Linked DNA regions of Homo sapiens: region 2 is linked to region 1. Evidence: chromatin contacts called from ENCODE Hi-C or POLR2A ChIA-PET data. All regions are on one chromosome and are shown on one strand. The core of a region is the stretch at or near the end of the contact, and the rest is flanking DNA. Distances in the headings are between cores, read along the strand shown.

Region 1 (3,656 bases), core at 467-2,966:
TCGTATGTGGATCGGTTTCATAGTTGTCATTATACTGCAAATGCCCTTGTATATCTTGCTTTTGTTCACAGTGTTATATCACAAGTATCTGTATTTGTTGTTAAAAGCTCTTCATAAGAATAATTTTGATCATCTGGATGATTCATCATATGGCTGAGCCATGGTTTACTGAAGTCAGTGACTTTGGTAGGGTAGTAGTTGCAGTAAGCTCACTAAATGTGACAAGAACAAAAAAGTTATTTTATTGAAAAGTCACCCTACTGTGTGGCCATCCTCATCCCTCATATTGGCGGCCTTCCTTCCATGACTCTAGACAGCTCCGGGAAACCAGAGCCCTTCTACTCTTAAGCTTATTTTTTAGAAAAAATATCTTAGAAAATAATCTCCCTTTCCCCACCTAATCAATCCAGATGTTTAATTACCACGTTGACACAATTGGATTATGACTTCAGGGCAAAAAGCAACTTTACTAAAGAGAATTTGAATGGAAAACAAGAGCATTTTAAAGATCCTCATACAGCAGTTTATTTCTCTTGTTAAATTCATGTCCCTCAAGATATCACAGTACCCACTAGGTACAGATACTGGGCCGCCCTTTGTTAAATCGTAGTTGGATTTATTTTTGCTTCCCTTTTTGGCCCTCTTTCTCACCATTTGTCATTTTCACAGGCTTTAGTGACATAAATCTTGTGGAATGTTGGCTATGCACATAGCATGAAGGATTCAACCTCTCCCATTTCAGGCTGGTTGGCCAATGTAAGCAACTGAGGGTGGCAGAGATCAGGGACAGATAAGACAGGGAGAAGAAGGGGTAGAGGGACTTTGGAAAGAATACCTGAAGTACGAAAGTGACACCTTTAAGGTTAAGGGTGATGGCAATTGACTGATGATTACCAGGTAACAATGGAGTCCACTGGAAGCTGCATAACCATGAACTGTTATGATTATTTTTTCCTATCTATGTGGAAAGGCCTGGTTTGCTTCTCTGCACACAGTCCTGATTCAGTGTGGTGCCCGCATATTGTAAATGTCTTATCCAAGAATCCAGGGACCTGGCCCTGAAGGAAAAGCTGAGGACAGAGTATTTCTGCAACAGGCCTAGGCTCTTGCAAACTTGCCTTCCCAAAGCTCCAAGCCCAACTGGCCTGCAGGGGAGGCGGTCTCGCTGACAACCTGCCCTTTGGCCTTATACCTTCTGTCACAAAAGAGCCATTTTTCCTGAATTTGAAATTGAAGAATTTGATGGCACACGAGTGCTGGGGGGATTTTATTAAGCTGATAAATATGACTACAATTTACTTAAAACCAGTGGCTCTTCTCACTGTCAATGTTGTGGAGTTTATGCCTTTTTCTCTCAAGCTCTCTTTGGCCCAAGCAATTCAGGGCAGAGAGTTTGAAGGGTATTTTGTTTCTGATGTGGGCAGTCTGAAAAATAGTGGACCTTTTAACATTGCACTGACAGACACTCTCAGGGCTAATATAATTGATGTATTCATAGGAGCTTAAGCAAAATAGCTTTCCAAAAGGGAGAAAAACTTGTCTTTTCACCTAAGCACTGACCGATTTGTGGTTTGGATGCTTACACGAGATATTAAACAGACCCGATGGAAAAGGCTTGTTTGCCTCAAGTCTGACTTTCCCTCCTCTTGTAATTTTTGGCCTTGAGTCAAATTTTTGTCCATTCCCCTGCACTCCTTGGGTTGAGGCCAGCACAACGGGCTTGCACTCTCCATGGTGTTGACAGAGTGTTTTTCAGCTGTACCAAAGGCCACAGATTTTCTGTCAGACTTCAAGATACACAGCCTGATAAACATGTCTGCCTCTGGCGATTGGCAGCATTCTTTCTGGAAAAGAAAACAAAAATTGTTTTATATCAATAAGGAAAGTGGTATGAATAGCATAGAATAACACAACTTGGAAGGTGTGCCTGAGGCCTGAGCTTTTTTGCAGTATGTTTAGCTCTTCAGTTCAATTTATTTTTGAGTTCTGTCTTCACCCCACCAGCATCTGATTACTTTCATCAGCCATATGTGTCTGGTTGTGTAACAAATAAACAAATCAACAACCGATTTGTTTGGAAGGTTGGTTGGTGGTAAATGACTCCAGAATGGTGTTTGGAAAAAGTATTTTGGCTTTCTGTAGATATTTTATTTTTCATATGGGATGAAATGGCTGATTTTCGTTAACTCTCTTGTTCACTACAATTTAAAGAAACTGCATGATGTTTCTTCTCTCTGATATTTTCTAGTTGAGTTTTTTTCCCATCACTTTATTCTCTTGGCCATGTGTCAGGTCACCAAATTGGGAAATCAGCCCATGTGGATGACACAAAACTCAACTCTGTGTTACCTGGAAATCTCATCTTTGTAGAGCTGTAGCCAGCTCGGTGCAGATTCCCACAATCAGAGGACTGGATAGCTTCTTCTGACAATTTCTTGCAATCAGAGGGGATTCTTGCTTTGCCATCTTGACTTCAACGTTGACTGTTGGAAAGGAAGAGGGAGGAACACATCCTCAGAGTCAGCACCCTCTTTCTAAAGCTGCTTTGCCATTGAGCAGATGCCCTGGAAGCCTGAAGGGAAGGCTGACTTCTTCAGGTTGAACTTCCCTTTGGAAGATTGATTAAATGCTGATGATCTCTTCAGCAAGCCCATGTGGACCCAATGGCTCAAAGCCAGCCTCAGAACCTCTCCAGTGCAGGCTGCTGGCCGGATTGTACCACCTCACCTGGATGCCGGCTGCTCAAAGGCAGACGAGGCTCATGATGCCTGCTCTTGGGAGTTCCTCAGTGGCACTCAACATTAATTACCTCTCCCCCAGGCCCTTCTGCAAAGTCCAGTGCCAGATCTCTGATGTCACTGCAGGACTATGATTAAACACCAGCTCCAGATCAGCCCAGTGACAGGGAGGGTCATCAGTAATGGATTTGAAAGGGGCTTCAAGGCCCAGGGTAATATGTTATTCATTACCAATGTCGGCTGAGGAGCTGTGAACCTGTCTGTTGGTTGGTAGCGCTTTATATGACACCTCCCCAGGGTCAGTTTCTGTTTGATGAGTGGGAGTGTGCTGTAAACATGTGATGTTAGTATCTTATCAGGTAGCAGAGCTGAGTAGAGATGAAATAGTTCAGCAGTCTTAAGCAGCTTTAGAGAGCTGCCTCAGAAATAAAAATTGTTCCTTCATAGACATAGTAATTCATACATACATACTTATACACACATATATGCATGTGTATACATACATACATATGCATATTGTATGTTTGGGGATGAGCTCTGAATTTAGGACATCTTGACAAGCTTTTCTGTGCAGCTATTCTGCTTGCAGAGGGCAGGGTTCCTAACCTGGGGTGCATGTTTGATGGCCCATGGATGGGCCTGGACAAGGTCTGAGAACCTCTATGATTGTAAGTAAATTTTTGCATGGAAGGCTAAGTTACTTACCCTCTCCAAGCTTTTTCAGTCATCTATAAGATGGAGAAAATAATATCTGCCGCATTGGGTTAGGGTGAGGACTAAATAAGAAAATGCACTTAAAGCACTTAACACAACCTGTGGCCCCAAAGTGCTCTCTCAATATTAGATGTTATTATTACACTTGTTGTGTTAATAAGATATACCTTTGTGAATTTTAATTGGATCTGGGAGCCACAGATT
Region 2 (3,656 bases), core at 574-3,073, 170 kb after region 1:
TAACCTGATTTCACTGGAGCTTGCTAGATTTTACTTGCTGATTTTACTGGATATGGTCAAGGCGAGAATTAGGGGTAAAGGCAAAGAGACATAAATCCCCTTTCCTGGTGCCCCTCACACCGACCCGGGCACTACGCAGCTCTGCAGAGTGGAGCAGAAAATTCCTTAGCCTTGATTGTTTCTATGTTCATTGGAATTATAAAATGGAGAGCAATTGTAAGTTCTGAGAGAGCCTCTAGTTTCTGCATTTGAAGATTGGTACTACTGCTTGTATTTCTAGATTGACTTGATATGACCTCATAACTTTACCAGAGTTTCCCTAGGGACACTGTTCCATGCCAAGTATGTCGCACTAGGTATGATAATTTGCTCCAAAGCTGTGGAAAACTAGCAAAAGGACAGATAAAGAATTCACCAATGTATAATTCAAGCCTAGTCTGATATTTATTGGATTCATAAGGCTGAATTACTGATAAAAAGAGGGGAAATGAGCAGAATTGTCAGTGCCGTTAATACTGTGTTCCAAAGGGCAGAGGCACTTATACAGCTGGAGAGGACAATAAAAAACATAAGCACGTTAAGGACTGTGGAGGCTCAGTCACCTCTGGCCGGTGTGGCTCAAATAAATCTATATGGGACCCCAAACTTGAGACTTGATAAATGTGCCACTTCATTTCTCTGAGCTGTGTAGTCCATATGGGGCCAAACATGTCAACACTTCAGACCACATCATTTCTGATTTTAGAATTTTTCCAAACGCAGCAGGTATTAAAACCCCAAATCTTGCATGCAAGAAGAAAACTTCTGTGGACGTACCAAGCAAAATGTTCAGCTGCCCGTGACTGCAGAGCGGGAAGACAATACAAGCATTTACAGGCTGGGCCTCCTGGAATCCTCATTGAGAAGTGTTGGATGGAGGAGCCTCCATAGACGCCTGCCCACCTCCCGTCCCCAGTCCCAGACTCCACTCTTCTTTCAAATGTCACACATCAACAGAAGCAGAAGGCTGCTTGCTTTCTCTGAATGAGAAAAATAGCCTCAGAGTTTGCGATTTGTGTGGAGCAGGGAATTTAAACATTTTAAGTTTAATTTCTTATGATTTACCTTCATGAAGTATTTTGGAATCAATCCACATTCAGCTCCCCTCCTATTCCTTAGCCCTTCCTAAGTGGTGCATAACTTTTAGGTCTGGAACAGTTTCAAAACACATGAAGAACTCACTTTTACCGAGCCACTTGGTTTTCAATCATAAATGTCAACATACATAATATACGTATCACTGTCTCACATAACACAATTAAAACATGTAAATACAGGGTCTTTCAGTTAAATCAACTGTGTGAACAAATATACTATTGAATGTTTTACATATGTGCATCTTTAAAAATCATAAACATGCACATCTGTTTAAGTTTTGTGTCTACAAAGTTCACACACAAGTAAAAGTTGGTGATATTATTTTCTGTACCCAAACTGTTTAAAAAGTATGTGTGTTTGTATATGTAGAAAATTCAGGCACAATCTAAAAGCCATATATGTTTCCATCCATATATATGTAAAGTTAAATTACCCATCTTACTTGGCATTTACATCCTTTGTGAACAATATCCTTAAAGGTTGGTTTTTATTGTTTATACTATGCCTGCTGAGATCTGCTAAATATAATTGTGATTTTTGAGGGGTTAAGGTAAAACCAGATCTCTGATGCAAACTCAGACCACACCCTCCTCTGGGCCAACTCTGTGAAGCAGGCTTGGAAGCAGCAGTCACATGAGGTGAGTGGGGACTCAGTGACACCAGAGGCCGCCTCTTCTGGTAAATATTAGTACATCCTGGACACACTGCTGAGAGCTGCCAGTCACACTGCCATTTCTATGGCAGCTGCGGGGCCTGCAGAGGCCAACTTTCTGTCAGGCAGCTCAGCACACAAGCTCAGAAGCTGGGTGTGGAAAGGAAGATGTTTTAATTCTCACATCTACTTCATTAAAGTCAACACATTTTGTGGGTGTCAGTTTCTATCATGCCGCAAAATAATCATCACTTTAAAAAATGTTTGAAGAAGTTGGGATTTGGTAACCATTCTAAACAAACCAGGACCACACCACAAACACATTGGTATTGGGGCCCCTAAATGCAAAGTGACCTCATGTGCTAGAGGGAAGTGATCTCATGGATCCTGATCCACTGCTGCAAATACCCAGAAACCCTCAGGGCTTACATTCATGAGCCTGAGGCCCAAGCACCCTCCATCTCTCTTTCACTCTTCAATGAAAAGAGTAAGTTGGACAAATATACATTATTCCAGTCATAGGATGTCCTATGGTAGCGGGTCACGCACTAATCTCTTGGTCCATAAGACCCAGAGAGGCTGTGATTTGCTCAAAGTCAGAGACATGTCTAGAATCTGGGTCCAGTAACCTTTTAAAATTTTAATTAATATTTGTTTGGAGCAGTTTTCAGTTTACAGAAAAAATTGAACCAAAAGTACATAGAGTTCTCATAGGTCCCCTCTTCCACCCACCCCAAATTCCCCTGTTTTTACTATCTGGCATTAGTGTGGCACATTTGTTACAATTGATGAGCCAATATTGACATATTATTAACTAAAGTTCATAGTTTACATTAGGGTTCATTCTCTGTGTTGTGCATCCTATGGGTTTGACAAATGTATAATGCCACGTATCTGCCATTATAGTATTGTACAGAATAGTTCCACTGCCCTAAAAACCCTCTGCCTCTTCATCCTACTCTTCCTGTAATTGCTGACAACCACTGGTCTTTTTACAGTCTCCATAGTTTTGCTTTTTCCCAAATGTCATATAGTTGAAGTCACACAGTATGTAGCTTCTTTCTTAGTTCTTCTAAGATGAACTTCTTTCACTTAGCAGTATGCATTTGTTTCCTCCAGGTATCTTGGTGGCTTGATAGCTCTTTTCATCACTGAATAAGTACAGCCATCACATGGTTGTATTGGTTTGATCTATTTACATATTGAAGGACATCTTGGTTGCTTGCAAGTGTTGGCAGTCATGAATAAAGCTGCTATTACTGTAGCACATTCCTTCCACATGGACTCAATGTCAAATGTCAAGACTTTGCAAAATCGATTCCTAACAATGGTTGCATTTGGCAATGTTTGGGCCTCATCAAACCTTTGAGTATTATCTGCCCTGTGTAAACTCTGCTTCCAAGAGACTCCTCTATTCTGTCTCTGAACCATCCCTAATGTAACACACCCATTCCAGAGTTGTTCTTTTATTCGTATCCCTTTATCCTATTTAGAATGTTTTTTTCCCCTTTAGTTTTCCAATCTGTATCCTACTCATCCAGGCCTGTTCACATCCTGCCTCTGCTGTGGCAGTCTTCCCTGGATTCCCACAATTTTAAGGCAAAAACTCTAGAAAGAAAATGGGAGGAAAGAGAAGTGAGTAATTTACTTTCTCAATGACAAAATCCCCTCAACATGGAGAAGAGCAGTCAGACAGATGTGCTTCGAATCCTTGCTCCACTACCTTACTGGCTCTGTGCCCTTAGGCAAGTTACTTAACGTCTTGAAGTTCAGTTTTTCCATCTATAAAACGGGTTGAACACTATCAACATTTTGAGTTACTGTGAAGATCTATGTAAAGTGCTCAGAGTACTTCTGACACCAATAA

Evidence for each region. A loop is a pair of places that touch in the nucleus more often than their neighbours do. ChIA-PET counts read pairs that join two places held with the same protein, here RNA polymerase II (POLR2A). Pooled maps may share reads with other maps.
Region 2: a loop to region 1 is called in a map of left cardiac atrium, with 4 times the contacts of the local background. The contact joins two enhancer-like sites. A Hi-C loop is called at or near these places in 28 of 168 maps with a recorded cell type or tissue (Caco-2, Right ventricle myocardium inferior, aorta and 17 more), 2 of 37 single-sample maps with no recorded cell type and 26 of 50 pooled maps. POLR2A ChIA-PET finds 5 or more read pairs at or near these places in 1 of 52 experiments (H1).

What each region holds. Positions count from the first base shown.
Region 1 is chr7:25,844,916-25,848,571 of GRCh38, reverse strand. No RefSeq gene overlaps it. Among named protein-coding and RNA genes, the nearest start is that of LINC03007, 57 kb to the right of the region's middle. Within about 2 kb of position 1,716, at least 18 of the 41 ENCODE cell types and tissues checked have a DNase peak (open chromatin) inside an H3K27ac peak, as active enhancers do; they include gastrocnemius medialis and prostate gland, where a contact is called at or near this core.
Region 2 is chr7:25,674,463-25,678,118 of GRCh38, reverse strand. The region is part of intron 1 of LINC03007 (long intergenic non-protein coding RNA 3007); the gene reads left to right. Among named protein-coding and RNA genes, the nearest start is that of LINC03007, 110 kb to the left of the region's middle. Within about 2 kb of position 1,823, at least 2 of the 41 ENCODE cell types and tissues checked have a DNase peak (open chromatin) inside an H3K27ac peak, as active enhancers do; they include gastrocnemius medialis and prostate gland, where a contact is called at or near this core.